3 separate regions of the Homo sapiens genome follow, and all the other regions are linked to region 2. Evidence: chromatin loops called from intact Hi-C (ENCODE). Cell type or tissue: heart left ventricle. All regions are shown on one strand. Each heading gives the region's core, and the rest is flanking DNA. Links, peaks and the distances in the headings are about the cores only. Region 1 holds the start of LOC105373418 (a long non-coding RNA gene). Region 2 has its middle 100 kb from the start of TAF1B. Region 3 holds the start of LOC101929643 (a long non-coding RNA gene).

Region 1 (10,622 bases), core at 1,548-9,547, 100 kb after region 2:
GAAGACTAGGCAGGGTGATCTGGGACCAGAGTAAGTTGGGAGAAGTGAGAAAGGAAGAGAATGAGGCTGGCGGAAATGTCACGCTCCAGAAAAGCTGAGGCTGAGTCTACAGGGACAGGGGAGGCCCCGCAGGGAGGGTGGGACACTCTCTTCAGAACAACCAGGAATGGACAGTTCCATCTCCCTCTCAAGAACAACTGCACGCCGGGCACAGTGGCTCACGCCTGCAATCCCAGCACTTTGGGAGGCCGAGGCGGGCGGATCACGAGGTCAGGAGATCGAGACCATCCTGGCTAACATGGTGAAACCTCGTCTCTACTGAAAATACAAAAAAATTAGCCGGGCGCAGTGGCTCACTCCTGCAATCCCAGCACTTTGGGAGGCAGAAGCGGGCGGATCACGAGGTCAGGAGATTGAGACCATCCTGGCTAACACAGTGAAACGCCGTCTCTACTAAAAATATGAAAAATTAGTCGGGCATGGTGGCAGTTGCCTGTAATCCCAGCTACTCAGGAGCCTGAGGAAAGAGAATGGCATGAACCCGGGAGGCGGAGCTTGCAGTGAGCGGAGATCGCACCACTGCACTCCAGCCTGGGGGACAGAGTGAGACTCCATCTCAAAAAAAAAAAAAAAAAAAAAAAAAAGAACAACTGCAAAGCGCAGGGCGTCAGGGCTGAATGAGTCTTTGGAGATAATGATGATGATCAGTGTTATCATAACAGACAGCAGCAACCACTATGAACTGAGCACTCACTGTGGGTCACACGCTGCACAGGGCTTTACACAAAGCATCTCATTTAATCCTCACAGCAACCGCTGTGCTAAAGAGGAAACAGAGATGCAAAGAAGTTAAGCCGCTCTCCCAGGGTCACCGAGTTCGTGGCTGACTGGACTGGAACCCAGGTCTTCTGATCACTTCAGATCCTGTGTTTAGTCAGCTGTCTTTTGAATGCAAGCTTCAGATAATTTTTCTTAGCACAGGATCTGTTCTGAATTGTCATTGCTCATTTTATGACCATAAACTACTTTTGTAAATGATTTCTCTTTTATAAAATGGATTAGAGCATGCAATGGTCAAATTTGCCCTAAAGTCCTCTCACACATCTTACGGGAATGATATGGGAGGATGTCCTTCACCATCTAAATAGGCTGTAATTTTGAAATATTTATGAATTGATAGGATCAGAGGATTATGTAAAACTCCTGTACGATCATAATCGCCTCTCTGTCTCACACAAGAATGGGTGTGGGGGTTAACATTGTGAAAATAAAATAGAAAAAGACGGCTCAGGCTGAGTGCAGTGGCTCACGTCTGTAATCCCAGCATTTTGGGAGGCCAAGGCGGGCAGATCACTTGAGGCCAGGAGTTCAAAACCAGTCTGGCCAAGATGTCGAAATCCTGTCTCTACTAAAAATACAAAAATTAGCTGGGCATGGTGGCACGTGCCTGTAGTCCCAGCTACTCAGGAGGCTGAGGCAGGAGAATTGCTTGAACCCAGGAGGCGGAGGTGGCAGTGAGCCCAGATCACGCCACTGCACTCCAGCCTGGGCAACAGAGTGAGACTCTGTCTCAAAAACATAAAAAAAAATAAAAATAAAAAGATGCCTTGGAGTGACCTTGGATGCCTCTTGACTTCCGCATCTAATCAATATCTCTGCAATCTCTCTCACCACCCTCCTGCACACCCCCCCACCCCACTGCCACTGTCATCATCACCTCTGAAGTTCTCTGCAGCCGCCTCCTACCCCAAATCCTCCAACCTATCCTTTACAATGTAGCTAGGGGGACTTTTCTTAAAAATCCCATCAGGTGCCCCTCGGGCTTAAAAGCATTGATGATAGAGACAGAAAGTAGGATGGTGGCAGTTGCCAGGAACTAGGGGGAGGGTAGCATCGGAGGTTAGTGTTAAATGGGTGCAGTTTCAGTTTTACAAGATGAAAGAGTTCTGGAGATGGATGGTGGTGCTGGCTGCACAGCATTTTGAATGCATTTAGTGCCACTGGACTGTACACTTAAAAAGGGTTTACATGGTAAATTTTATGTTATGTATGTTATCACAATAAAAAATCAATTTAAAAAGTATCTGATAATTTCTAATGGTCTCAGGATACAATGTCTTTTCCTCAGGGAGATACTCAAGGGTCCGAAGAATGTGGTTTCAGGCCAGGCGCAGTGACTCATACCTGTAATCCCAGCACTTTTGGAGGCTGAGGAAGGAGAATCGCTTGAGGCCAGGAGCTTGAGACCAGCCTGGGCAACATAGCAAGACCTCTGTCTCTACAAAAATAAGAAAATAAAACAAAATGTAAAACTCAATGGGTTAAAAAAAAACTCAGAAGGTTTTAAAGATTGGGGTAAAAGGAATGTGGTCCCAATCTTTTGTTTTGTTTTGTTTGAGACGGAGTCTCGCTCTTCGCCCAGGTTGGAGTGCAGTGGCGTGATCTCAGCTCACTGCAACCTCCGCCTCCCAAGTTCAAGTGATTCTCCTGCCTCAGCCTTCCAAGTAGCTGGGATTACAGGCACCCACGACCACGCCCGGCTAATTCTTGTATTTTTAGTAGAGATGGGGGTTTCACCATCTTGGCCAGGCTGGTCTCGAACTCCTGACGTCGTGATCCACCCACCTCGGCCTCCCAAAGTGCTGGGATTACAAGCGTGAGCCACCGTGCCCAGCCGTGTGGTCCCAATCTTCAGCAACAACCTCACCTCCCACCTCCTTGCCTGCTGCCCACATGCACACCATATCCCAACAAATCTGTTCCAAAATCGCCACGCCTTCTCATGACTCCTTGCCCTGTACATGCTGTTCCTTCTCTCTGGGATGCACCTCTCCCTCTACCAATGGCTGGGAACATCTTAAGACCCATTTAAATAAGTCATCTCCTCTGCAAAGCCTTCACACCTCCACACACTTGGCACCCGATGTGACCTTCTTCTCAAAGGCACAGGCCATGTCTTTGTCCCCTAGGTCTCCCCAAGGCCTAGCAGACACTCAGTGAATGTTTATTAACTGTTTAATGAATACGAGTTTTGTCCTCATCCTGGGGGAGCTTGACAAGACCTACATAAATGAAGTAATTCATTTCTAAAAAGTGTGATGCAATCTAGAGGTAGAATCGCAACTTCAACAAGAGAGAGATCTTTGTGGGTCACGGAGGAGGGCAAGTCTGGGGAGGGAAAAGCCTTCCAGGTAGGGACATCAATGACAGCAAAGCTCCCCCAACCTTTTCCAGAGAGAGAAAGATGAGATCCAGGCTAAGGCTTTTCCCAGGCTCCAGCTTTTGCACACTGTCCATGCATGGCTTTTGCTTTTTTTTTTCTGCCACGTAGACTGGAAACCCAAGTATAACTGCAGGGGATGTGCTATTTTCAGGCTGCCCAGCCTCTGAAGCCCCTTCCTTTGTTGGAAGAATTCCCCGCTTTATGAACCTTAGTGGGAAGTGGAGCCCACTTTTCACTTTGAAAGGTGTACATTCCAGATACTTACTCCCCCTAGCTTATCTTGAACCTTGGCGTGGCACGTGACTCGGACCTGGCCAGACACCACAGCCAGGATTTTGAATCTGGAGTGAATGACCCAAAGCAGCAGGGACTGTGGAGAATTCCTTTGTGGGGCAGCAGCAAGGCTTAGTGTCATGGATTTCAAATGAGAGTAGAGGGTCCTGGACCGTGTCGGCGTCCAGGTTCCAGGACCTGGTGCCACGGAGTCAGTGCAGCATGGTCTGATGTCTGCTGTTCAGTGGCAGAAGCAACAGGGATCTCCCTGGGAGAGGTCTGCAGGGTGATTTTGGCCATTGGTTCTAGCTGCACACCCTCCCAGCGCCTGCTCATTCGATAAGCCTGCTTCACCAGCCTTCCTCACAATCAGTAAGAAGTAATAGTCTTATATTCAAATCCACTAGAGTTGGTTTCTTTCGCTTGCAAATAAGGACTCTGATATAGTAATTAATACAGACCAAGCAAGGCCCCTGGAATTCAGGAAAGGGAAGGAAAATATGCATTTTCTGAGCATCTACTAGGTGCTTACTAGTGTTCTACAAAATTCAGCTAATGTTCCTAGATGTGCTTTTTTCCTGGATGCTTTGAGGATCTTGGAGTGATAATTTCATCTGTGCTGCCCAGACCTCTGAGAGTGCAGGGGCTGTCAGAGCCCTGCTTCATCAGCATCATTTCCAGGCCGAGGTTTCAGCATCAGCCTCCAGATCCCAGCCCTGGCAGGGACAGCTTATATGGCAGCTACAACTGTCCAGCAAAGACCCAAGACTGCCTGCTTTGGCCTGGTGAGCTAAATCCTCATTTCACTAACTTCTTGCGTTTTTTATTTTAATCTCTCTCATTTGGTCTCATGTCCTAAATCTCTTGGCTCAAGAAGCGACAAGTTGCTACCTTTTGTCCTCTATTTCAGGAAGTTTGTGTGACGGTTGTAGCAGCTGGATTCCGTCTGAACACATTCCAGCAATTTGTCTGCTGCAGGATCCTTCAGAGTGAGGCTGGCCACATCAGTCTGGTCAGCTGCATCTCTGAGTTTCAGAACCAGGATCAGGGAGTGTGGCTGGGATCGTTTGCATCAATTATAGCAATTGCTGTCCCTAGGCAGAGAGCATCTCATATTAATAGCTGAGTGGGTTGGCAAAACTCCTTTTTTTTCCAGAGGTGACTTTTGATATAACAAACTTTTATGTATTTTGTCTAGATGAATGAGGGCCCCAAATATCTTACCTGGGTTTTCCCTGGTTTAAGGAAATCCAGAAGAGAAATCATCCAAATAAATCAGCGTGATTGATCACATTCAAAAGGGTTCTTTTCTCTCTCTGCAAAAGGTTTCTTCACTGGGTTCTCTTAACTGTCAGGCCTTCTGGTGCAGTTGAGAATTTGTTTACAGAACTGGACATGACTAAGGGGAAGGAGGGCGGTCAGGGGCTGCCTGGATCTTCCAGCCCCTCCCAGCTAGAGTCACGGGTGCCTCCAGCTGTGTGCTGGAGCCTGGCCAGAGCCTGAAGCTGTCCTGACCAGCAGCCTCAGCTCTGTCCTTTGGGCACTGTGCACTGGCCTATGGACTCCTCCTTCCATCCTTTGTGAATTCGTGCATTTGGCCATTGCTTTCTTGGCACCCAGCGTATCTGCCAAGCACTCTGCTAGGCACTGGGGCTACACAGGCAAATCACATGGACGTAGCACGCCCTCTCTGAGATACCTTCAGCTATTGGACAAGTGGACCAGGGGAAGCAACATCAAGTAACTACCTGCTTGGGGAATCCAGGATGGGGGAGCTCACCTAGCTGAGAGGGGCTCAGAGCCCTAGAACACCCCATGGAGAAAGTGCCATTTCCTTGAAGACCTGAGAGATGAGCAGGTAGCCAGGGGAAGATGGCAGCAGAGCAAAGCCCAGAAGAGGCTGAAGCAGAGAGAAGGAATGGAGCCAGGAGAGAAGACAGGAGAGGAGTGGGGGAGCTCCTCACCAGCCTTCCTCCGTGGAGCTTCCTAACAACCCTGCGGGGTAGGACTCTTACTACCATCATCCCCATTTTATAAATGGGGAAACTGAGGCACAGAGCGGCCAGCTGACCTGCCCAAAGTCACATATCTTGTGAGTAGTGCAGCCATGATTTGAACCCAGGTCATCTGGCTCCTGAGTCCAACCACCATGCTGAGCTGCAGCTGAGTAACGGTGAAGGGTTTTAAGTCACAAAGCAAAATGAAGGTCACACTTGCACTTTTCACAGAGCTGCTCCTGCTGAAGGGGTTGAGGGTAGCACAGTGAGTCTCCCAGCATGGCCTGTGCTTTTAAAGTGCCCATGTGCTTGGTGCTGAGCTGGTTAGGGCAGGAGGGGGAGAGGCAGAAGAGTCCTCTGCACCATGGCTGCCTAGCTCTCCTGGCTGGTCACATTCCGACATTGTATCCAGATCCACCTTTTCGGGAGTCAGCCCTGTCCAAAAGCAATTCCAGCACAAACAGAAACACCTGTGCCTTCCTCCCCTTTCCCAGGGGCCCCTCCACTGGGCAGCAGGAAGGATGGAAACACAGACTGGCATGACCTCAGTTGCTGTCCCCACAGGGGTCCCTTTCACTCCATAGCCTTCTGGTGCCTGAGCCCACACTCATGTTTCCCTTCTCTCAACTCCCATAGCACTTATTGTGAGAAGCACACAATCAACTCCTGTGTGCATTGTTCTCTAGCTGTTTTGTGGTCATTCATCTCTTCAACTATCTCGAATTGTCTGGAGATGAGTCATAATTAGGGAGATGATTATGTACCAAAACTTAAAAAAATCCCAACTCTCATATATGTCCAGAGAGACAGAGAGAGAAGGTATATGTCTACATATAATATGAAGCAAAAAATATGAAATATAATGACCATTTTTTTTGTGATGATTAAGGCTAATTGCTGCGTACCTAGGGCCTGCCTGGGATATATGGGCCATGTACCCCGATGCTAACTGGCCCTGGCCTCTCCAGGTTTTTCATGAGCTCTTTATGGGTTTGTTGTCTCTGCCTTGTCCACTGATTGCCTTGCATAGACCATAGATATGGGCTCCTCAAAGCCCTAGCTGTTACTCTACTCAAAATCATCTGCGGAAATGTGGAGTAGATTTCAGATGAAGTGTCGGGACTAATTCTGCTCCCACCTTCTAAGTAACCACTTCTAGACTGCTGTGGACCAGGAAACCTGGTAACTGAACATCTTGCAACTGAAGAGAAAGGGGATCTTCCCTGCCTTTGCTGACCTCCAGGTTAGGCACCCACCTCTGTGCTCTCGGTCAAGCTCCTTCTAAGCACAGACTGTATCTTAATCATGCTGGAAACCCCAGCCCTTAGGACAGCATCTGGCACGTTGAAGATCTTTAAATATTTTGTGGAATGAATTAGCAGGAAATTGAGTCTGAGTGAGGGCCTGGAGAACACTCCTCTACGTCTTGCATGTGTGAGCATCAGTGTGTGATCTTGCGACAGCTTTCTGATGGCTCAGGGACCTTCTGTTCTGGCTTGAAGGTTCTGGGTGTATTCTTCCGAGCAGATGCAATCCTGTATCTACGGAACATCTGCTGAAGACACAGCTCTGCCTTGCGTGCTTTCCTTCTGTGACTTTACTATTCTAGTGACTCTGCATATGGTTGGGCACATACTAAGCACACAATGCCAATGGTCAGCATTATTGGAAATGCGTCCTGAATGGTCTGGATCCACTCTCCAAACAAGCCTTCACTGAATGCCTTCCGTGGCCCAGTAAAGTCACCAGGGACATGGAGGTCAGATGTAACTTCTCCCACTGGGAGGTAGCAGTCTGATGGTGGCAGTGGGAGAGGAGGGGAACCATGTAGACAATTAAAGGGAACAGACAAGGGACAAGAAGGCACCTCTTTCGCTGCTGGATGTGTCGAGCGTAAAAACAGAGCCTTCCGTATGAAAATAAAATCAGTTGCTGACTCAGGGGTAGATACATATTCATCCACCCACCAACCTCAAATAACTAAACATTGTTCCCAGGCCAGCAAACACTGGAGCTTCTGTCTTCCATTGCAGGTAGCACAGATTCTTGTTTGTTGTAGTAGAAGATAAAAATCAGACAGACCTGTTTTTAAGTCTTTACTCTAAAGTTTACCAATTGGGATAGGTAATTGAACCTCTCTGAGCATCAGTTTAGTCAGCCAGTGGGAACTATAATACCTAAGTTTACCCAGCTGTTGAGCGTTCACCGAATACAAGATAACAAACAAACAATCAAACAAACAAACCCTTACCCTCAAGAGGCTCATGGTCTGGTAAGGGAGAGAAGAGAGACTGATATGTTGCAGACATACATTAAAAGCTATTAAAAGATATCCATATCTGGCCAGGCGTGGTGGCTAACGCCTGTATTCCCAGCCACTTTGGGAAGTCAAGGTGGGCAGATCACCTGAGGTCAGGGGTTCAAGACCAGCCTGACCAACATGGTGAAACCCCATCTCTACCAAAAATACAAAAATTAGCCAGGCGTGGTGGCATGTGCCTGTAGTCCCAGCTACTTAGGAGGCTGAGGCAGAAGAATTGCTTGAACCCGGGAAGTAAAGGTTGCAGTGAGCCGAGATGATGCCACTGCACTCCAGCCTGGGCAACAGAGTGAGGCTCCATTTAAAAAAAAAAAAAAAAGATATCTATATCATTTGTTGGGTAAAAAAAAAAAAGGTTACTAAATGCATTCAACAGAATACACACATGTATTTATATGTATGTGTACGTGTGTAGAGAGAGAGATTTATTATAAGGAATCTGCTCACACAGTTATGGATGCTGGCAAGTTCAAAACCTGCAGGCCAGCAGGCTGTAGACCCAGGAGAGCTCACGTTCCCTCTCTAGTTCTAAAGGCATCTATGGGGGACCCAGGAAGGGCCGGCGCTTCGGATGGAGTCTGAAGGCAGTCTGCTGGAGAATTCCCTCTTGCTCAAATAAGGATGCTCTTTGTGTGTTCTTTTCAGGTTTCTGATTTGATGAGGCCCACCCACATTAGGGAGTGCAAACTGCTTATTCAAAGTCTACCGATTTAGGCCAGGCACAGTGGCCCATGCCTGTAATCCTAGCACTTTGGGAGGCCGAGGCAGGTGGATCACTTGAGGTCAGGAGTTCAAGACCAGCCTGGCCAACGTGATGAAACCCTGTCTCTACTAAAAATACAAAAATTATCCAGGTGTGGTGGTTCACGCCTATAATTCCAGCCACTCGGGAGGCTGAGGCAGGAGAATCGCTTGAACCAGGGAGGTGGAGGCTGCAGTGAGCCAAGATCACACCACTGCACTCCAGCCTGGGTGACAGAGCGAGACTCTGTCTCAAAAAACAAAACCAAAAAAAACACCACCAACAACAAAGCCCACCGATTTAAATGTTACACCCTCAAAGAAACACCCAGAATAGTGTTTGACTAAGTATCTGGGCATTGTGACCCACCAAGTTGACACATGCAACTAACCATCACCCTGAACAAAGTGAATCAAGTTTCAAACTAAGGAATATGTAGAAAAACTTTCTTGACCAGGCTCCCTTGATTTCCCTGCCTGTGTGTGACTCTACGAAACCTCATTTAGCACCCACAGGCCAGAGTTGGGGGGCAACTTTCTCTGCCCACTGCACAGAAGCACCAATAATAATTATATGAAGAGTTTGGGTGAAAAGTCCCACTCAGATGTTTGCTTGTCACTAAACTAGCTGCCATATGGCAGGAAAGGAAGAAGTTTCTGGTGATCCACTGGTCTGAGCAAATAAATCACTGAAACGATTTATGAGAGTGAGCTTAACCTGAAGGACTCATTCATTCTGAAATGTACATGGAATGTAGCCATTCTGTAGACCATTAACTGCACTAATTACAACAATGATTCAAGAGATAAGCTTTCACTAAACATTTAATAAAGTTCTAAGGCTCCTTGCAGCAGGATAGCATCCTGCCAGCGCCGTACCCCACCTCCAAGCAGAGGGAAAGAAGGAAAGAAGAAAACACTACTTATGGAACACTTGCTATATGCTCAGCATTTCCCTATGTGACAGCTCATCTAATCTCCAAACAACTCTTTGATGTAGCGATGATGATGATGATTTTTGAGACAGGGTCTCACTCTGTTGCCTAGGCTGGAGTGCAGTGGTGCAATCATGGCTCATGCCAGCCTCGACCTTCTGGCCTCAGGCGATCCTCCCATGTTCAGCCTCCCGGGTAGCTGGGACTACACGCATACGCCATCACACCCAGCTAATTTTTATGTTTTTTGTAGAGACAGGTTTTTGACATGTTGCCTACACTGGTCTGGAACTCTTGGGCTCAAGCAATCCACCCACCCCGACCTCCCAAAGTGTTGGGATTACAGACATGAGCCACTGTGCCCAGCTGGGATTATTTTTATAGATTACAGGTAGAGAGAATTGAGTTTCAGAGAAGATCAAGGTATCCAAGGTCAAATCACATATAAATAGCAGGGCTGAATTTAGGGTCTTCTGGCTCCATGTTAATGTGCTCCTTTTTGTTCCAGGAGCTTCTTCATACCAGGTAACTTAGAAAAAATAATAAGAACTTCATAAATAAAGTAATAATTTCTCAGTACTCCCTTTGCTAGCTGTCTGTTCCTTGCACTTCTTCCCAGTATGTTGGATGTGATGCTTAACAGGTTTCACATTTATTAGGGTGAAGCTCCTAGAAGACAGAGGCTGGTCTGATCCATCCTAGGATCTCTACAGCATCTAGCAGAGATCTGGGGAGACTTGGTGAGGCAGCCTCAGCAGTGGTTAAAAAGATGGGCTTTGGCACCCAAACTGCATGGGGTCCATATCCAAGGTTCTGCCGCTCTCTAGCTGTGTGGCCCTGTACGTCATGCTTGACCACCCTGTGCCTTAATTTCCTTGTCTGTGAAATAGAGATAGTGAGTATAATAACACCTACTTTGTAGTTGCATTAAGCAGATTGGATAAGTTAATTCTTGCAAAAGACTTAAAATAGTGCTTGACATATGCAATCACTCAACACAGGTTAGCTCTTTCTGTGTCCAGGGACTTCAAGTTCCCAGAGCCTTGTTTCTCTCCAACCCGAGTTCTTTCAGGCACAGAAGCCTTTAGCTATGTAGAGGGTCCTCTGAATCTTCCTAAAATGCAATTTTATAC
Region 2 (10,622 bases), core at 1,616-9,615:
AGAGGTACCAGCTAAGCTGGGCTTCCGACCCTCAGAAATTGTGTAAGATCATAAAGCTGTTGTAAGCTGCTAGGTTTTGGGGTACTCACTATGGGTCCATAGGTAATGCATCAGCCTCCAATTTCTCACTGCCCTACCCCCACCCCCAGCGGTCCTGAGCCCCTAGAAGAAGAGCCGGGACGTGATCCACGTGGTCACTCCAGCATGGCCAAGCACAGGCAAGCATCTGCAGACTTCTGGAAGGAATTGCGGCGAAGCATCTTCGAAGGATGTTAGAGGCCCCCAGGTGAAGATAGAACCAGAGGATAGGATTTGCTTCAGTAAAGGTGATTGGGATCATTGTTTTCTTCTTCAGGTGCTCTGGCCAGGGAAAAGATGAAATTCACACCTGTTATATTCACTTATCAGCTTAATTCTCTCCAGGTAAATATTATGAAGTTGTAATATGATCCTGTGGCCCCTGTTCAAGAATTTCGGCTCATGCCTGTAATCTCAACACTTTGGAAGGCCAAGGTGGCAGGATCACTTGAACGAGACTCTGTCACTATAAAAAAATTTTTAAATTAGGTGGGTGTGATGGTGTGCAGCTATAGTCCCAGCTACTCTGGAGGCTGAGGTGGGAGGATTGCTTGAGCCCAGGAGATCAAGGCTTATCTAATATTTACAAAGCACCTACTAAGTACCATGCACCTAATCCTTATAAAAGCCCTGGGAGGTGAAATTGCCAATCTCATTTTTGGATGAAGAAACTGAAGTCAGAGGACAAGGAAGTTGCCAGGGTTGCAAAGCTAGTGAGTGGTCCAAAAGGAATGCACACCCAATGTGCCCTGATTCCCAGTTCTAGGCCTTTCCATGGCACTGTGCTTCTTCACACAGTGGGTGTGGGGAGGAAAGGGGATGGCGGTAACAGGGGGAGGCACCACTTCTCTAAGGTGGTGGGAAGGGAGAGACATTTCTGGATTCATGAGGACACCTGTTGGCTTTCTCCTTGGACCCTTTCCCCTCCTGCTGCAAAATAGACAGGACACTCACAGGGGACCAAGAGTCAGGGCAGCCACCAGCGCCAATGGTGCTGCCTGCAGAAGGGGCTGAGCTGGGCTAAAGGCCCCACTGAGGTGGCCCAGGGAGTGACCTTGAAGATAGAAGTCGGCAGAAGAGGGGGATGGGGAGGACTGTGGTGGGGAAAAGACAGACCTTTGTTCTCAGGTGCTCCAGGAGGGATAACAGGACTGTGAGGTGCGGTGACAGGAAGGCAGGGTCGCAGGCAGGGTCACAGGCAGCATAGCTGTCGGCTTTCCAAAAATCAGAGCTGCCTGTAGACAGGCTCCCCTGGAGGCGGGAGCTCCTGTGGCAGGTGTGGACTCCAGCTTGCACAGCCTCCTGCCGGGATTGCAGAGGGGTCACCCTCCAGTGGGACAGGCTTCCAACATTCTTCAGACACTTTCTTAACATTTTATGAAACCATTTTATTACAAAGCCTCACATGATCATGATTAGGCTTTTAGTATCCGTAATTGAGAAAATGTGCAAGAATGAAAAGCCACTATAAATTTCACATTGCCTTTCCAAGGATATATTTTATTGAATATGACAGCATCTGCAGATGTGTTTAAAATGGTCATAAGTACAGGGCAAGGCTTGGACTGGGGCCAATCCTCCGTCGGGCAGAGAATCATGGGGCAAAGGACCTGGTGGTGAACACCTCCCCCACTAGACCAGTAGCCGGGTGGCTTGGGGCTGCATCTCTGCTGAGTCCCTGAGCAGATCAAGACCGGCTTCAGTTCCTGTCCCGGTGCCAGAGGACCCCTCCTACAGCAGCCTGCCCCAGGAGAAGAGTTCTTCCTGCAGGAAGTTCATGGTTCCCAGGCAACCCTCAACAAAGCCGGATCCCTGCAGATGACCCCTCTCAGCCTGCCCACCCAGAAAGGGAGCCCACAGCCCCTGGACTGGCCACCCCCACCATCGTCCGACCTGCTGAGGGATGTGATGAGAACAACTGTTTTACACTGAGGCCTTGTCACATGCCAGGTGCCTTGTCAAGCTCTTTGCATGCAGTAGCTGATTTACACCTCCATTACCTGGGTAGGATTATTCACCTCATTCTACCGACATGGAAACTGAGGCACAGAGAGGCTACGTTACCTGCCCAAGGGAATATAACTAATAAATAGCAAAGCTAAGGTTTTCATTCAGACACAGACAACTCTGGAGCCTGTGCTGTTCATCTCTAGGCAGGAATAAACTAAGAATTTGGGGCGTTTTATGCTGCAAGTATTGAAAAGCCTAAAACTCCCCAACCCAGTGGACATTCCCTGTGGCTGCTGTGAGGAGGAACCACAAACTGAATGGCTTAGAACAGCACAAACGTGTCCCCTCACACACTGGAGGCTAGAAATCTGACATAGGAATGTCAACGGGGCTGTGATCCTGCTGAAGGCTCTAGGGGAGGACCCTTCCTGACTTTTGTAGCTTCTGGTGTCATCAGCAGCCGCTGGCATTCCCTGGTTTGCAGGTGCCTCACTTCAGTCTCTGCCTCCCTGTGTGGCTCTCTCCCTGGTGTGTGGTGTCTCTGTCTCTTCTCCTCTTCATATGACATCAATCTTTTTTGGAGTTAGGGTCTGCCTTACTCCAGTATGACTCCATCTTCACTAATCACATCTGCAATGACCCTATTTCCAAATAAGGTCACACTCTGAGGTTCATGAAGAACATGAATTCTGGGGGGACGCTATGCAATCCAATGCACCCAACAATATCATTCAAGATAAAAATAGTCAACAACTTTATAAGAAGTGTAAGAAAAGTCCAGAAGGCTTCTAATTTTTTTCCTATGATGAATTTGATTTTTAAAAACAATTTTTGGTCAGGTGTGGTGGCTCATGCCTGTAATTGCAGCATTTGGGAGGCCGAGGCAGGAGGATCACTTGAGGCCAGGAGTTTGAGACTAGCTGGGGCAACATGGCAAAACCCTGTCTCTACTAAAAATACAAAAATTAGCTGGGCGTGGTGGTGCGCACCTGTAGTCCCAGCTACTCGGGAGGCTGAGACAGGACAATCCCTTGAACCCAGGAGGCGGAGGATGCAGTGAGCCGGGATCTAGCAAATGAACTCCAGTCTGGGTGACAGAACTCCGTCTCAAAAAAACCCAAACAATTTTTGTCAGGAAAAAAAATGTTTTCACTGTTGTTGCTGGCCTTGCTGGTGCCCTAAGCGCATGCTCACTCAGCCTCTTGGAAGCCATCATGGAGGAATGGTGACACTCAAGAAAGTGTGTCCTCTCAGTGAGCAGCCCCAGGCAGGGGCGGTAGAGCAGTTTCCACAGCCCCTCTTCCTGGGACCCCGCTCGTCCCAGCACCACTTGGCCTCATTGAGGACTGCTGTCCTGGCTTTCTCACTGTTCACATGTTGCCAGCAAAGCTGCCAGCTCTCTCAGACCCCACGTGTGGCTGCAGACCCCTGGCCCCAGCTGGACATCTGGAACTTAGGACCAAGACATGTCAGTTCAGTCTTAACTAATAACTTGAATGGAGAAGCTGCATTTTTTTTTTTTTTTTTTTGAGACAGAGTTTCGCTCTTGTCACCCAGGCTGGAGTGCAGTGGTGAGATCTCGGCTCACTGCAACCTCCACTTCCTGGGTTCAAGTGATTCCCCTGCCTCAGCCTCCCGAGTAGCTGGGACTACAGGCGCCTGCCACCATGCCCGGCTAATTTTTTGTATTTTTAGTAGAGACAGCGTTTCACCATGTTGGCCAGGCTGCTCTTGAACTCCTGAAGTCAGGTGATCCACCTGCCTCAGCCTCCCAAAGCGTTGGGATTACGAGAAGCTAAATTTTGGGAGCAGTGGTGACTACATGTCATGCCACATGGACAGAGAAGGAGGAAAATCTCATCTCCAGGAAAAGAAAAATGCAGATTCACAAAGAGAAGCCAGGATGAGACTCAGGTGGAGCCGAACCATGAGTTCCCATTGCTCCTGAAAGCCAGCTCAGTTCTTACCCTCAGATTCTGGGAGACACCCCCAAATCCTTACAAGAATTCCCCTTTGCAGTTTGAAGATGGATTTCTGGAACCTGTAACTAAAATAGTCCCAACAACTGACCCCACCCATAAACCAAGCACAGGTGCAGGCCAGAGGCACAGCTGAGTGCCTCCTCCAAGTGGCATCTCCAGTGACCTTACACTGGTTCCTGAGATGGCCCCAAGTGAAGTACAGCAAAGGAAACCTCAGGACAAGACATGTCCCGATCCATCACTGGAGCCTGAGGTCCTCTTTCTGGTTAAACACGTGAGGCAGGTGCTACTCTTCTCCTTCCTGTATGGATGAGAAGGGCTCAAAGGGTTAAGTAACATGATTGAGGTAACACCAAGGTGAGTACATTTGCCTTAGTCCATTTGCATTGCCATAAAGGATATACCTGAGCCTGGGTAACTTATAAAGAAAAGAGGTTTCTTTGGCTCATGGTTCTGCAGACTGTACAACAAGCATGGTGCCAGCATCTGCCTCTGGTGAGGGCTTCAGGCTGCTTCCACTCATGGCAGAAGGCAAAGGGAAGCCGGTATGTGTAAGAATCACATGGGGAGAGGGAAAGCCAGAGAGAGGAGGAGGAGGTTCCAGGCTCTTTAAACAACCAGCCTTTGAGGGAACTAATAGACCAAGAACCTACTCATTATAACAAGGACAAGGACAGTACCAAGACCTTCATGAGGGATTTGTCCCCATGACCCAAACACCTCCCATAGGCCCCCACCTCCAGTATCGGGGATCAAATTTCAACATGAGGTTTCGGGAGACAAATATCCAAACCACAGTAGCATTACAGCCAGAATTCCAAGTGTGGCTGACTCCAGCCGGTGTATCTGTTGTTGTTCACACGTTACACCCATGAGTCGTCATCCATGCCACCTACTACCAGTGGACAATGACCTCGTGGTGCATGTACCCTCAGTGATCCATCTGGCCACTGCAGAGACAGGTGAGCTTGAAAAGGGGCCACCATGGCCACAAATCAGAAAATGCAGGATCACAAATGGAATTGTGGGATACAATTCTTTGGCATAGAAAGGGCCAGGCAAAATTATGACACAGTGCATTAATAATTAATTAGTGCTTAATCAGGAGCTCTACATAGCAGTTCATTACCCAAGGACACTCCCCATTATAACTGTAGCAAATGGGTCTGGGCAGGCAGCCCTGCCAGCCTCTTTTGAGGCTCACCAGTGACTTTGAGGCTCCCCTTCCAGGGCTGAGGTCACTAACCTCCCCTAGACCTGGCGACCAGTAGCTGGTGTAAGAGGTCCCCAAGAACAGGGGTGATCTGACTCACCCTGGAGAAATTTAAGACACGCTGGGAAGGCAGAGCCCTTGCTTAAAAATAACTCCTCAGATTTCTGCAGTGGCGGTACCATAGCCAATGAGGTTTGCCTGAGACATGATTATTGCTAATTGAAAACTTTTCCCTATAGCTTGTCATGACAACTTGAAATATAATTGGCATCGAGAATTTTTGAGACTCTCTACAGAGGCTGAACAACCAAAAAAACATAAAAATTTAACTCCTCCTCAGCTTCACTTTGGCACAATGCCAGAAGGACCTCTATTAAGTTGTGCACATTTGTGCAGCCCCCCACCCCCCAACTTCAAATACAAATGCCCATCAGGGAGCTAAAACCTTCTGCATTCGTTGGTTGGAGGAGTCCCCACTAGGGTATGAGTGTTGAGGGTGTAGGGGCAGGAACCACATGTGAGTCGTTGTTGTATTTGCCACACTATGTGACAGGTGGGTGGATGGATAGATGGGTGGATGGGTGGGTGGGTGGGTGGGTGGGTGGGTGGATGGGTGAATAGATGGGTGGATGGGTGGGTGGATGGGTGGATGGATGGGTGGATGGATGGGTGGATGGGTGGGTGAATGGATGGGTGGGTGGGTGGGTAGATGGATGGATGGATGGGTGGGTGGATGGATGGGTGGGTGGGTGGGTGGATGGATGAGTGGATGGATGGTAGGATGGATGGATGGGTGGGTGGATGGATGGGTGGGTGGATGGGTAGATGGATGGATGGATGGATGGATGGGTGGGTGGGTGGGTGGATGGATGAGTGGATGAATGGATGGATGGGTGGGTGGGTTGATGGAGAGACAGGAGTGAAAAATACACAACAGAGGGAGAGGAAAATCACAGTCTATCCTTGCTTGTTTCCAGCAAAGAAGAACGTAGCTCCTGACTGGCTGCCACATATGTGTCTGAGCAGCGAGTTCCAGGGACCTTCTCAGTGATGCCGATGGCCTCTCCAGGCAAATAGCGCAGGCCTGGCCGGTATCCAGAAGGAACTCCAGGCTGCCTCTCCTTCCCGGACGCACACCCTCCCCTGGGGAAAGACCCCAGACAGAGCCCGCGGGGCCTACAAATAGCAGAGTCCCTGGCTCTGAGCACAGGCAACGGAGAGGGGACGGGAAACGGGACTCGGGCGCCAAGTCACTCCCCTGCCTCGCCCTGGCGGAAGGGCAGGCGTCACACCTCTAGGAGGAAGGCAGATGTGAGAGGGCTGAGCCCTTCCGGGGGCTCAGAGGATCAAAGGCACTGACATCCTAAGAGAATTGGAAACCAGAAACAGGGCCGGGCGCGGTAGCGCACGCCTGTAATCCCAGCACTTTGGGAGGCCGAGGCGGGCGGATCACGACAGAGCGAGACTCCGTATCAAAAAAAAAAAAAAGAAAAAACAAAATAGAAACCGGAAACAGGATGAGCTGGGTCTGCAGAAGCGGCGTGTGGGACCCATTCCCCGCAAGGGCTTTGTGGATAGGAACCCAGCACAGACTTCCCTCTTATCAACAGGACCGAGGCATGAGAACACGAGGGTCAGCCTGGGCTCCCTGACCGCAGTCTCCTCAGAAGGGAGTCTGGACAGCGAGTCTTGCCTCTGCTGCTCCTCTGGGGCCTCCTGATGCCTGGCAGGGAGAGGAGCCACCGTGTGAGGGTTTCTGAAATTAAACTGTTCTCAGAGTCGCAGCTGTCAGGAAGGGACAGCAAGAGCCAGCTGACAGGAGCCTGAATCTTTCCAACGCAATCCATCTAGGATGGGAAAAGAAAGACCAATTTCCAGCCTTGCCAGACTCCTAGGGATGGGCTGAGCATGCAGACTCTGTCACTCACCAGCCGCTGACCTTGGCCAAGCACCTCATTGTCTCTGAGTCTTGGTTTCCTTATTCATAAAACGATAAAAGTCCTGATCTCACAAGGCTGATGTGGGAGCCAGAAATAGCGATGCTGTGTGACAGGCCCGCAACCCTTCCAGTTCCTCTCCCTCACCAGCAAGCCAGAGGCCTGTTTTATTCAGGGTTTCTGGCAGCCACATGCTTCAGGAGAAGCAGGACTCCCTGGGAGCCTAGCACAGTGTCTTGATTGGTCTAAGCCAGTCACGGTGACCCAGTGATTAGTTTATGAACGGGCGTGTAACTTCATTCTGACTAACAAGACACGAGAGGAAGTGTCTGGATGAATTTGGGGAAAGTTTCCCTTACTCTTAAAAAAAGAGCTATAAAGAAGGGGCTTTCTCTCTTTCTGACCTTTGGGTGTGGTTGGGTGAGAACATGATACTTAGAACTGCTGCAGCCATATTGTGACATAAAGGGATAATACCCAACATAAAAGCCAAGAGGCTAACGATGGCAGAGTGTCGAGATGAAAAGAAGCCAAGTCCTTGGTGACAGCCTTGAGCGGTTGAATTAATTTCCCTTGGGATGTCCCCAACTTGAGACATCTCATTAAGTGAGAGAATGCTGTCCCAAGGTCAGAGACACGGGACAGTGGGGGTCAGGGGCAAAGGCTCTAGAGCTTGACTGCCCAATCCACCACCACTACTACTGAGGACTTTTGGCTTGTTTATTTTCTCTCTCTTCTCAGTTTCCTCATCTGTGAAATGGGGATGGTGATAATAACCGTATCTGGTTTATGAGATCATTGTGAGGATTTAAGGGGTTAATGTGTAGAAAGTATTCAAATCGCGTCTGGCACATGGTAAGTGTCATGTAAGTGTCAGCTATGACTATTGCAAGCCATTTTGACTTTTTCTGTTATTTATATCTCAAAGTATCCTCTTAAAGTCCTCATGGAATAGGTGCTTGGTCAGTAGTAGCTGTGTGTTCACAAGTTTCTGGGCTGAACAACTGTGTGCGCCACTGTATGTGCACAGAGATAGTACTAATGCAAATGTCCCAAGGAGCTTCTCGAGTGGACATCACTGGACTCCTGCACCCCATCCCCAAGGGGAGCTTCTGCAGGAGGGGAATAAGCAGAAAGCAGGAGAAGGCATTCCAAAGTGCCTGGTGGGGACTGGGGGAGTGGAAGTGGGGGGCACTAGGAGGAGTGGGGAGTACCAGAGGAAGTGGGGGGCACTAGGGGGAGTGGGAGGTACTAGGGGGAGTCAGGGGTACTAGAGGGAATGGGGGTACTAGGAGGAGTGGGGGGCACTGGGGGAGTGGGAGGTACTGGGGGAGTAGGGGGCACTAGAAGGAGTGGGGGTTACTAGGACGAGTGGGGGTACTAGAGGGAGTAGGGGGTACTAGGGGGAGTGGGGGATAGTGGGGGAGCCAGGGGTACTAGAGGAAGTGAGGGGTTACTGGGGGAGTGAGGAGTACTAGAGGGAGTAGGGCACTAGGGGGAGTAGGGGGTACTAGAGGAAGTGGGGGGTACTAGGGTGAGTAGGGCACTAGGGGGAGTTGTGGGACATTTGGACAGAGGCCAAATGCACAAAACCTATTCCAGAAAGAGCCAATACACTGGCTCAGCTGAAGAAGAGCCTGGGGATGGAAGAGCAAGGAGAGACAGTCCCGGAAGTGCAGGCAAGGCTGAGAACGGGCCGGCCTCGAATGATGAAGCGTTAGGATTCCGTCTTACAGGGCAGCAACACCAAAGGTTTCTGAGCAGGGCAGCCTCGGCAGTGTGGCTCAGGGGAAGAGCTGCTCACCATCTGCATTCATCTGCTCAGGCTGCCATAATACAACACCACAGGCTGGGAGCTTAGGCAACAGAAATCTATTTCCAAACCAGTCCTATTGGATTAGGTAACTGAGGTCACACTTATAACCGCCATTAACATTAGTTACCTCCATAAAGGCCCTATCTCCAAATACAGTCAGTCCTGGGTAGGATCTTCAATGCGTGCATTTGGGAGACAATTTGGTCCACAGCACCATCACTCTTTGGGATGAGCTCTAGAGGTGGATGTGGGAAACAGACACCGAATAGGAAGCTGCTGTCTTAGCCCAGGTGCAGAAAGAAGGAGGGGGCTTCTGAAGGCAGAAGGCAGCAGTAGACACAGAAAGGAAGGTGAGCATAAGAGCTGCTGAGAGGGAGGAATCTCCTCACACAGTTCAACACAGTAACTGCTATGTGACCCAGCAATTCCACTCCCAAGTATCTACCCAAAAGAATGAAAATTAGGGACCCACACAGGTACTTGTACACTCACGTTCATAGCAGCATTATTGACCATAGCAAAACAACCCAAATGTCCTTCAACAGATGAATGGATACACGAAACGTGGCATATTCACATAATGGAATATCATTCAGCCATAAAAAGGCATGGAATTCTGACACATGCTAGAATGTACATAAACCTTGAAAAGGTAGGGACAGAAAGGGGTGATCCCCTTTCTCCCCATCATAAAGGGTCACAGCCAACACCCCTACAACAAAAAGCATGTTAACAAGAGAAAATCATAACAAAGGTATTATGTGCACAGATGTGCAAGAGTGTTTACAAAACATGAACTCGAAGAGGGACCAGATGGTTGAGGCTTAATGCCCTCTTCATAACAGAGAGGGGAGTGGGGAAATGACTAGGCCCAATGCTCAGACAATGGTTAGTAATTGATTCTCTTTCAGAGCTAGATGGGACAAGTTACAGGAAGGTGAGAGGCAGAGCTGCACAGGAACAAATGTCTTACTGTGCAGATAAAGATCTCCAGGTGATCTCTGGGGTGAGCTTCCTTCCTTGAAGACAAGGACTCAATGTTTTCATTTCTACATCCTCAGAGTTGGTGCAGGTCCTGGCATGGGTGGACCTCTGCAGTTGCTTAATGGATCCATATAATCCAACTAAATTCATACAAGGGCAGGCCCAGCAGGTGTTCCAACAGAGTCAGTAGGGGACGTGCTAGATGAGCATAAGGAAGTTAAAGAAAGTTTCTCCAGAAAAGATAATAGTGACATTGTAGTTTCTTGGAAGAGGTGCCATTTGCCCCAGGCCTTGAAATATGACAGTCATGTGGGATAAAATTATGATACAACATCCCCTATTTAGGGGTCAGGCTTCTTCCCCTAAACTACTTCTGCAGTTTTGCCCCTCAAGCTTGATGATAGGTATTTCTGAAGTTGCAGAGAACTGTTCAGTATTAGAGCAAATCCATCCCACACTTCTTCCCAGAGCACCCAGAAAACAAAGACCGCCTTGGTGGAGGGGAGGTCTAGGAAGAGGGAATGGACAGGGACATGGGTCCCCTAAACAAGGCAGAGTGAGCTTCTGGAAACATGAACCTGCTCACATCACCCCTCTCTTCTCTCCCCCTTGCCTGTGCCTGAGTCATAAACCCTTGGCCTAACATTTGAGGTTCTTTACCA
Region 3 (10,622 bases), core at 1,640-9,639, 170 kb after region 2:
GAACCCAGGATGCGGAGGTTACAGTGAGCTGAGATCGTGCCACTGCACTCCAGCCTGGGCAACAGAGTGAGACTCCATCTCAAAAAAAAAAAAAAAAGCTAGATTGGTACATTTCCCTGCCTCAAAAAGAAATGCCTGAGAAATGGATTCTCATGAAGTTCACTTTGATATTAGTCTCCCTTACTAGTGATGGTTTTGCAAAATTAAAGATCTTTAGGAGATGATTGGAGGGCTTCACCAGAGATAGGATCTGATTCTTTACAGCTTGGTCCCTGTAGTGCTATTCAAGTTATTTCTCATCCTTTTCCTGTTTTCAGATCAATTGGCTGTAGGACTTAAAGTTAGAAGGAACTCTAGTGGACACTGCTGATATTTGCCTACTGAACATCTGAAAACTTTGTTCCCCCGTGCTGTTGTATGAGTCTTAGCAGGAGACAGAGCCAGAGTCCCATCACCTGGCCATTGGAATGCAGGCTTGTGAACTAAGTTCAGCTGACTGGATGCTCCCACCCAGGACTCAGAATCCTGAGGGAAGGGATAAAAAAGGCAGGAATGTTTGAGGATATACTCTTGGTGATATGGACAGTCCAGTGGTGTCTAGAAGGCTGTATTTCACGGTAGCAGTGCTGGTGGTGATGTCCTTCCAGACCACTGGGCATGGCTTTGGCTGAGTCTCCACTACCCATTTCCCATGACTCCTGTTTTCTGAGTCTGGTGTTTCAGCTTTCTCATCAATTATGTGAACTGCTAGATAGCCTTCCAGTAAGCTCTTTTTCTGCTTAGCGTGAATTGGTTCCTTTTGTGCATGACTAGAAGGCCTTAAGTGATAAAGGGTTTGGAAGATTTGGCTTGCCCTTGACTTCTGAATTTTCAGCCAAGAATTCCTTCCTGCTGTCCAGATAGCAGAATGAGCAGCTTCCCTAAAGTGAAGGAAAGCCTATTGCTAACATATTCCATCCTAAGCGAAGAAACTTCCTGATTGCTTGGGGGGAGATATTACTTCTAATGTAATAATGGGTACTAATGATTTTCTTCTGAGTCCTTTATAGGTTAAAATCAGATGAAGAGAGCTTATATACCCAAATTAAGCTGCGCCACCCCCCTACTTTCTGGGGTTTTTTGTTTTGTTTTGTTTTCTTTGTTTTTGGGTATTTTTTTTTTTTTTTTGAGACTGAGTCTCACTCTGTCACCCAGGCTGGAGTGCAGTGGCATGATCTCGGCTCACTGCAACCTTTGCCTCCCAGGTTCAAGCGATTCTCATGCCTCAGCCTCCCGAGTACCTGGGATTACAGGCACCTGCCACCATGCCCGGCTTATTTTTTGTATTTTTAGTAGAGATGGGGTTTCATGATGTTGTCCAGGCTGGTCTCAAACTCCTGACCTCAAGTGATCTGCCCACTTTGGCCTCCCAAAGTGCTGGGATTACAGGCGTGAGCCACCGTGCCGGGCCAGGGTTTTTTGTTTGTTTTGAGGCAGGGTACAGCTCTGTCACCCAGGTTGGAGTGCAGTGGTTCACAGCTCACTGCAACCTCCACCTGCTGAGCTAAAGTGATCCTCCCACCTCAGCCTCCCGAGTAGCTGGAACTACAGGCTCACACCATCACACCTGGCTAATTTTTGTGTTTTTTATAGAGATGAGGTTTTGCCATGTTGCCCAGGCTGGTCTCAAATTCTTGAGCCCAAGCGATCCATCCACCTTGGCCTCCCGAAATGCTGGGATTACAGGCATAAGCCACCATGACTGGCCTCATCCACCTACTTTCTTAAAGGCAAATATCCCTCTACCTCACAAAGAGTTAAGAGCTCTCATCTGTGTAGGAAAGCATTGTGCCCTCTCATGTCTCCCAAAATAGATGTCTAATTTCTTTGAATTTTGCCTTAAATGCTCAACTTGAATGCCTCGTTATTGAGACACTGGAGGTGGCAATTAGTGAATGACTAGCCTTCCAGCTGCTCCTTTTGAGTATATTGTGCTGGGTGGATGATCCTGTTACCAGCAAATGTTGGATTGCAAACTCATCTGTCAGGTGGCAATCAAAAACTAGCCTGGAGGCCTGGGCACAATAGCTTACACCTGTAATCCCAGCACTTTGGAATGCCAAGACAGGAGGATCGCTTGATCTCAGGGGTTCAAGACCAGCCTAGGCAACATAGTAAGACCCCTGTATCTACAAAATATAGAAAACAGCCAGGCCTAGTGGCATGCGCCTGTAGTCCCAGCTACTCAGGTGGTGGGGGGATCACTTAAGCCGGGGAGTTCCAGGCTACAGTGAGCTGTGATCATACTATTGCACTCCAGTTTGGGTGACAGAGCAAGACAGTTTCTTTTAAAAAAAAAAACAAAAAAAAACTAGCCTGGGCTGGGCATAGTGGCTCATATCTGTAATCTCAGCAATTTGGGAGGCCAAGGTGAGAGGATCACTTGAGGCCAGGAGTTTGAGACCAGCCTGGTCAACATGGCAAGACCCTGTCTCTACCAAAAAAAGAAGTAAAATAAAAATACTAACCTGCCTCTGACAGGGCCTGCCTGAAGAGATGCCACTGTTTAGGCAGTTGAGCCCTGGACTGGAAACCAGAAGGTCTGGGCTGTCATTCCTGCCCCTAACTTGCAGTGTGCTTTGGGAAAATCCCTGAGTCTCTTTTTCTGTAAACTCCAGGAAGACATAGGGTTCTACTAGACGGTTCAGGAGTGCTTCAAACCCAATAGCTCTGTAGACTCCAGGAAGACATAGGGTTCTACTAGACGGTTCAGGAGTGCTTCAAACCCAATAGCTCTGTAGACTCCAGGAAGACATAGGGTTCCATGAGAGGGTTCAGGAGTGCTTCAAACCCAATAGCTCTGTTTTCATCCATTTTATACAATACGATCCTGCAAAAGATTTATTTTGCAGATAGGGTACTATAGCTAAAAGAAAAAAACCCCAAAACACAAGAGCTTGAAAACATCATCGGACTAGATGGCAACCACATTCCTCTGTATATTTCAAATTCGCATCTATGTTATTAACTGAAGTTTTTATTTTTATTATAATTTTTTTTGAGATGGGTTCTTGCTATGTTGCCCAGGCTAATCTTGAACTCCTGGGCTCAAGCAATCCTTCTGCCTCAGCCTCCCTAAGTGCTGGGATTACAGGTGTGAGCCACTGTGCCCAGCCTAACTGAAGTTTTTATTTTTTATTTTTATTTTTTGAGACACAGTTTCGCTCTGTTGCCCAGGCTGGGGTGCAGTGGTGCGATCTCAGCTCACTGCAAGCTCCGCCTCCTGGGTTCACGCCATTCTCCTGCCTCAGCCTCCCCGAGTAACTGGGACTGCAAGTGCCTGCTACCACGCCTGGCTAATTTTTTTGTATTTTTAGTAGAGACAGGGTTTCACTGTGTTAGCCAGGATGGTCTTGATCTCCTGACCTCGTGATCTGCCCACCTCGGCCTCCCAAAGTGCTGGGATTACAGGTGTGAGCTACCGCGCCCGGCCCTGAAGTTTTTAATGGATGTATGCTTTCAAATTATTTATTGAACAAAGCAGAATGTAAATAATCAATATATAACTAGATAGATATGATGAGCAAACATTGCAGGCTGCCCATGATACCAATAATGAGCCAACGTTGTGATTCTGCACTAACTTACTTGTCTTTCAGAGTAAGCCAATAAATAAATGGTAATGTTCCCCCAACGTAACCTCTTTATATTCTGGTTCTTCAAGGTGATCAGTCCTTTGGAAGCAAAGCACAGAACTGCGTAGTGACCACACATATCAGAATTAGGGAACTTCTGACTCACACCTGTAATCCCAGCACTTTGGGAGGCTGAGGCCAGAGGACTGCTTGAGCCCAGGAGTTCAAGACCAGTCTGCGCAACATGGCAAAACCTCATGGTGGCATGTGCCTGTAGTCCCTGCTACTCTGTGGGCTGAGGTGGGAGGATCGCTTGAGCGCAGGAGGTCGAGGCTGCAGTAAACCATGTTCATACCACTGCATTCCAGCCTGGGCAACAAAGTGAGACCCTGTCTCAGAAAACAAAACAAAACAGAATTAGAGGACTTCTAAGCTCTATATTAAGCAGAGAGGCACACTGGCTGGGCAGTTCTTACTCGTTTTGCATACATAATCTGAACAGTATGGAAGCAAGAGTGCTTTTTTCTGTAGTCCAGGTTTTAAGATGTTTTCATAAGCAGATCTCATTGATCAGGATCCTAGAGCCTGCCCTCTGGGCTCCCAGTCGGAGTGCCACTGTTAGCTTGTAGCCTGTAAACTCTGGGGACATTTTTCACAATAGCTGCAATGTGAATGCCACCGTCCTCAAGGCAGGGGGTCTAGAGTAGCAGGTTAGCAGGTTCTTTTTTTTTTTTTTTTTTTTGAGATAGGGTTGCATTCTGTCACCCAGGATGGAGTGCAGTGGCACGATCTCAGCTCACTGCAGCCTCGACCTCTCAGGCTCAAGTGATCCTCCTGCCTCAGCCTCCTGAGTAGCTGTGACCACAGGCATCCACCACCACGCCCAGATTTTTGTAGATAAAAAATCTACAAAAATTTTTTTATTTTTTGTAGAGACAGGGTCTCACTATGTCTGGTCTTGAACTCCTGGGGTTAAGTGACCCTCCTGCCTCGGCCTCTCAAAGTACTGGGATTATAGTCATGAGCCACTGTGTCCAGCCCAGATTCTTTTTTTTTCTTTCTTTTTTTTTTTGAGACGGAGTCTTGGTCTGTCTGTTGTCCAGGCTGGAGTGCAGTGGTGCAATCTTGGTTCACTGCAACTTTTGCCTCCCGGGTTCAAGCGATTCTCCTGCCTCAGCCTCCCGAGCAGCTGGGGTTACAGGCACATGACACCACATCCAGTTAATTTTTTTTTTTTTTTTTGAGAAGGGGTTTTGCTCTTGTTGCCCAGGCTGGAGTACAATGGCGCCATCTCAGCTCACTGCAACCTCTGCTTCCCGGGTTCATGTGATTCTCCTGCCTCAGCCTCCTGAGTAGCTGAGATTATAGGCATGTGGCATCACGCCCTGCTCATTTTGTATTTTTAGTAGAGACAGGGTTTCTCCATGTTAGGCTGGTCTCGAACTCCCAACCTCAGGTGATCTGCCTGCCTCGGCCTCCCAAAGTGTTGAGATTACAGGCGTGAGCCACTGTGCCCAGCCAATTTTTGTATTTTTAGTACAGACAGTTTCACCTTGTTAGCCAGGTTGGTCTTGAACTTCTGACCTCAAGTGATACACCCACCTTGGCCTCCCAGAGTACTGGGATTATAGGTGTGAGCCACCGTGCCCGGCCCTGGCCCTGGACCTGGCCCCGTTTCTTAACAACCTGATAACCTCCTCTTTTTCCTAAGCGAGGTGGGTAAATGATCCATTCTTGTATAAGGATGGGTTTACCTGTCATCAGGCAGGACTCGCCAAGCCTAAATTTGTTTCTTGACTTAATAAACTTATTGAGCATTAACTATGGGCGGGGCACAACTCCACTGGGTTCCAACCAACATCTCTCTGGAAAATTACTGAGCAGTTTCAAAGATATAAAAGCCACTTACCCCAAGATCCTGACACTTTCCGTTTAGGGCCTTGATTACCCAGGGCTTTGCTGCTTTTCTTTCAGTCTCTCGCCGTGTGATCTCTTGGTCATCTTATGACTCACAAGAGGCTCCCTGCCAATGGGCAGGACCAGGGAGAGGAGAGAAGGAAAGCAGGCCAGGCACACAGCTACTTATTAGTAGCCTTGGCAAAGTGAGTGAGGAGGTTAAATTGCTGGGCTAGGTTGAAAATTGGGAATTACTTGTGGATTTTATTGTTTTCCCTCTAGCAAGGATAAACTGAAATTTGCCAAAAAGCAAAGAACAAATCATTCAAAACTGTTAACGAGTTACTATATTTTCCTGGGACAGATTCATAAAATAAGGTTCTTTAAATGGAGTCAGTCCAATACCAAGCTTTCTCTTGACAGTATGTCTGGCCCAGGACAAGGAGGACTTTACCCCAGGCTAAGAACAGAAGCAAAGAACATGGGGAGAGAGGAGCAGCATACATTTGGGTCCAAACCTACTGTGACTTGGTCTCAAGTCTTCATGGAGAAAACTGGATCAGGTGAAGAAGAAGAATTAAATCAGGCCAGGCACAGTGGCTCATGCCTGTGATCCCAGCACTTTAGGAGGCCAAGGCGGGAGGATTGCTTGAGCCCAGGAGTTTGAGAACAACCTGGGCAACAAGGCAAGACCCTATCTCTATAAAAAAATTAAAAAATTGGCTGGGTGCAGTGGCTCACGCCTGTAATCCCAGCACTTTGGGAGGCTGAGGTGGGTGGATCACCTGAGGTCGGGAGTTTGAGACCAACTTGGCCAACATGGTGAAACCCCATCTCTACTAAAAAAAAATATATATATATATACACACACAAAAATTAGCTGGATGTGGTGGTGCGCCTGTAATCCCAGCTACTCAGGAGGCTGAGGCAGGAGAATGGGGTGAACCTGGGAGGCAGAGGCTGCAGTGAGCTGAGATCACGCCACTGCACTCCAGCCTGGGCAACAGGGCGAGACTCCATCTCAAAAAAAAAAAAATTAGCTGGGCCTGGTAGCACGTGCCTGTGGTTACAGCTACTCAGGAGGCTGAGGTGGGAGGATCACTGAGCTCGGGAGGTCGAGGCTGCAGTGAGCCATGTTCACACCACTGCACTCCAGCCTGGGTGACAGAGCTAGACCCTGTCTCAAAAACAAAAAAGAATAATGATTAAATCACAAGAGATTTACTATCAGAACTCAGAAGTAGCCAGGAATAGAAAAAGATGTAATTTTACAGTCTCCCTGCTCTCTGCTGGTTACCTGACTCCATCACCCTATGTAAGAATGGCTTTGAAGGACCAAATATTTGCATAATTGACAGCTTGATTTTGGACTCTGGCCTCCAGAACTGTGACAAAATAAATGGGATCTTTAAAAGACTAAGACTACTAAAAAATGGTGCAGACCTGCAATCTACAAATCAGAATGTTCAGATGCCAGTGAGTAGAACGTTCAGATGCCAGTGAAGGATGCTTAGGTTTTTCATAGCTGGATACATAGAGCAAGGATATTCCAGGCAAGAGGAATTTCAGGAGAAAAGGCAGAAGGGCAGAAGGGGAGGTAACCTTAGGCTGTGTTCCATAAGCATTGTAATATTTTCTTAGCGCTGCTGTGATAAGTTGTCACAAACTGGATAGCTTAAAATAAGATAAATGGCCAGGTGCGGTGGCTCCACCTGTAATCCTAGCACTTTGGGAGGCCGCAGTGGGGTAGATTGCTTAAGCTCAGGAGCTTGAGACTAGCCTGGGCAACATGGGAAACCTTGTCTCTACCAAAACTAAAAAAACTACCCAGGCGTGGTGGCTGGCATGTGCCTGTAGTCCCTGCTACTCAGGAGGCTGAGGTGGGGGTATTGCTGGAGCCCAGGAAATCGAGGCTGCAGTGAGCCGAGATGGCGCCACTGCACTCCAGCCTGGGTGACAGAGCGAGAGAACCTGTCTCAAAAAAACAAAACAAACAAACCAAAAAATAAAAAATAAAAATAAATAAAATAAAAACCAAGAGAAATTTATTCTCTCCGTTCTAGAGGCCAGAAGTCCAAAATCAGGGTGTCTGCAGGGCCATGCTCCCTCTGAAGGCCCAGGGGAAGAGTCTTTTCCTTGCCTCTTCCTGGCTTCTGGTGTCGTGGCGCTCTTTGGTGTTCAGTTTGTAGGTGTATAACTCTAATCTCTGCATCCATCATCTCACGGTGCTCTCTCTGTGTGTCTCTGTGTCACTTCTCTTCTTACAGGGACATCAGTCATTGGATTTAGGGCCCAGCCTAATCCAGTATGACCTCATCTTAACTTGATTACATCTGCAAAGACCCTGTTTCCAAATAAGATCACATTCATAATACCAGGGGTTAGGACTTGAACTTATTTTCTTGGGCAGGGGAGACACAATTCTGCCGCTATAAGCATTAAATTGTCTAATTTATTTAGATGAGGGAAATTGTGAGGTATCTGGCTGTATGTCAGATAATGATATTTGTTTCATAAATAACTGTTAACTGCCTTAGGCAGAACACTTATTTGATATGGAAGGTAGTAGGGTCCTCACCTTTACGAACTTGTGCTTTGGTAGAAAATACCAAAATACCATCAAGAAGCAACAATGCAAGATAAAATGAAGGACGGGCTATAAAAGAACCAAGAAAAAGCCCATGGATAGGAGACATTTAGCTGGTGTTATGGAAGACAGGTAGAGGTACTGGTGGAGAGGAAGCAGAGGTAAGAAAGTCACTTCAGGTATTATGGGAATGATAGGGACTAGTTCAAAGGAGAGAGAGTGAGGGATTGAGCTGGACAGTTTCCTTTAACACCACTAAGTATATTAACTATTGCTTCTGCAGAGTTTTTGTTTTTTTTTTTTTAAGTGTAGTAGCAGTGTCTCAGCTCACTGCGACCTCTGCCTTCCAGGTTCAAGTGATTCTCCTGCCTCAGCCTCCCAAGTAGCTTGGATTACAGGCACATGCTGCCACGCCTGGCTGATTTTTGTATTTTTAGTAGAGACGGGGTTTCACCATGTTGCCCAGGATGGTCTTGAACTCCTGACCTCAGGTGATCCACCTGCCTCAGCCTCCCAAAGTGCTAGGATTACAGGCGTGAGCCACCGTGCCCAGCCGAGAATGAAATATTTAAAATAGCTTTATTTGACCTAAAGAGTATAACAGTAATGTGACTAAATGCAATGTAGTATCCTGGGTTAGATCCTAGAACAGAAAAAGGACATTAGTGACAAAATTGCAGTCCAATTAGTGGCTTCCAGGGACTGGGAGGAGGGGGAAAGGTGGTTTAATGGGTATGGGGTTTCCTTTTGGGGTGATTAAAATGTTCTGGAATCAGATGGTGGTGATGATTGCACAGCACTGTAAATGTATTGAATGTTGATGGTAAATTTTGTGTTATGTGTATTTTATCATAATTTTAAATTTAATTTAATTATCTATTTTGAGACAGGGTTTCACTCTGTTGCCCAGGCTGGAGTGCAGTGGCACAAACATGGCTCACTGCAGCCTTGACTTCCTGGGCTCAAGTGATCTTCCTGCCTCAGCCTCAGCCTCTTGAGTAGCTGGGACCACAGGCATGTGCCACCATGCCTGGCTAATTTTTTTTATTTGTTGCCCAGGCTGATCTTGAACTCCTGGGCTCAAGCAATCCCTCCTTAGCCTGCCAATGTGCTGGGATTATAGGAGTAAGCCACTGTGCCTGGCCCCAAAATTTCTTAAAGACCGTAAGGCACATTAAAAAATAAAAAAATCCGGCCAGTGTGGTGGCTCACACCTGTAATCCCAACACTTGGGAGGCAGAGGCAGGCAGATCATCTGAAGTCAGGAGTTTGAGACCAGTCTAGCCAATATGGTGAAACCCCATCTCTACTGAAAATACAAAAATTAGCCGGCCATGGTGGCACAAGCCTGCAGTCCCAGCTATTTGGGAGGCTGAGGCAGGAGAATCACTTGAACCCGGGAGAAGGAGGTTGCAGTGAGCCAAGATCGCACCACTGCACTACAGCCTGGGTGACAGAGCAAGACTCCGTCTCAAAAAAAAAAAAAAAATCCAAATGTCTGCAGTTTAGTTACTAGTATTGTACCAGTATTATTTTTTTAGTTTAACAAACATACCATGATCATCATGGTCAACATTTAGGAAGCTGGGTGAAACAGGAACTCCATACTATCTTTGCAACTTTTCGGTAAATCTGAAATTTTTCTAAAATGAAAATTTATTTTAAAAAGTTAATGTGGGCCAGGCGTGATAGCTCACACCTATAATCCCTGCACTTTGGGAGGCTGAGGTGGGCAGATCATCTGAGGCCAGGAATTCAAGACCAGCCTGGGCAACATGGTGGAACCCCATCTCCACTGTTATACAAATATAAAAATTAGTTGGGCATGGTGGTGCACGCCTGTAGTCCCAGCTACTCGGGAGGCTGAGGCACAAGCAATCGCTTGAACCCAGAAGACAGGGGTTGTAGTCAGCCGAGATTGTGCTACTGCATTCCACCCTGGGTGGCAGACCGAGACCCCATCTCAAAAAAAACACAAACCCAAAAAGTTAACGTGAAAAAAATCCATGATCCTTATTTTTCCTGATGCATTTGGGTGTTTGTGTGTTTATATATATCTATCTTTTAGAGTATAATTTCTTTGAGGCCAAAGGTATAATGTGTATCTCTTTGGTATAATTCTTAAAATATTAGTAAAATTTTCAGAATTTAAACATTGAACAATCAAGTTCGGTTTTTCTGAAGAGCCCTAAGTAGAACAGCTTTTCAATTAAGGTCTCTGGCTGCTGTGGAACTGGAGGGTAATTGGTGAGAGTCTCCTCTCTGGGGCCTGTCAACCCAAGAGTAATGACTTCTGGCCACTTCAGACCTGAGGTAATTTCAAACCAGCACAAGTTTCCATTTGTTCTCTTTATCTAGTCTGCTCTCTAAGTTCAGTTATTCATGTGGTTCAATTACCCCGAGATCTCAAGGGAGAGAGGCAGGGATTTAAGAAGGAAAAGAACAGACACAGCTCCATATTTTATGTGGCATACAATATGTAGGATGTATGATACTTCTGCACACAATGGTGGTTCATATCAGTG

The links. A loop is a pair of places that touch in the nucleus more often than their neighbours do. Peaks named below come from ENCODE experiments on the same cell type or tissue, not always from the same donor. Only the 100,000 strongest peaks of a DNase experiment are listed, where the experiment ranks them.
Region 1: it touches region 2 in a loop (9-fold over the local background); 13 of 110 quality-filtered maps call a loop at or near these places.
Region 3: a loop joins it to region 2, with 1.9 times the contacts of the local background. A loop is called at or near these places in 17 of 110 quality-filtered maps.

What each region holds. Positions count from the first base shown.
Region 1 is chr2:9,633,020-9,643,641 of GRCh38, reverse strand. LOC105373418 (a long non-coding RNA gene) reads right to left here and starts at 4,897. Exons shown (of 4, transcript NR_187866.1): 1 at 4,721-4,897; 2 at 2,185-2,278. RefSeq lists an enhancer at 1,820-1,869. In heart left ventricle, for the core only: no CTCF peak of the experiment used is centred there; a DNase peak (open chromatin) is centred at 4,981; H3K27ac peaks cover 2,027 bases.
Region 2 is chr2:9,735,543-9,746,164 of GRCh38, reverse strand. It overlaps the pseudogene RNU4-73P. Among named protein-coding and RNA genes, the nearest start is that of TAF1B, 100 kb to the left of the region's middle. RefSeq lists an enhancer at 7,580-7,679. In heart left ventricle, for the core only: no CTCF peak of the experiment used is centred there; DNase peaks (open chromatin) are centred at 6,404, 6,844 and 7,154; H3K4me3 peaks cover 1,335 bases; H3K27ac peaks cover 1,999 bases.
Region 3 is chr2:9,560,612-9,571,233 of GRCh38, reverse strand. LOC101929643 (a long non-coding RNA gene) reads right to left here and starts at 6,152. Exons shown (of 3, transcript XR_922777.3): 1 at 5,524-6,152; 2 at 2,508-2,869. In heart left ventricle, for the core only: no CTCF peak of the experiment used is centred there; a DNase peak (open chromatin) is centred at 5,628; H3K4me3 peaks cover 496 bases; H3K27ac peaks cover 1,406 bases.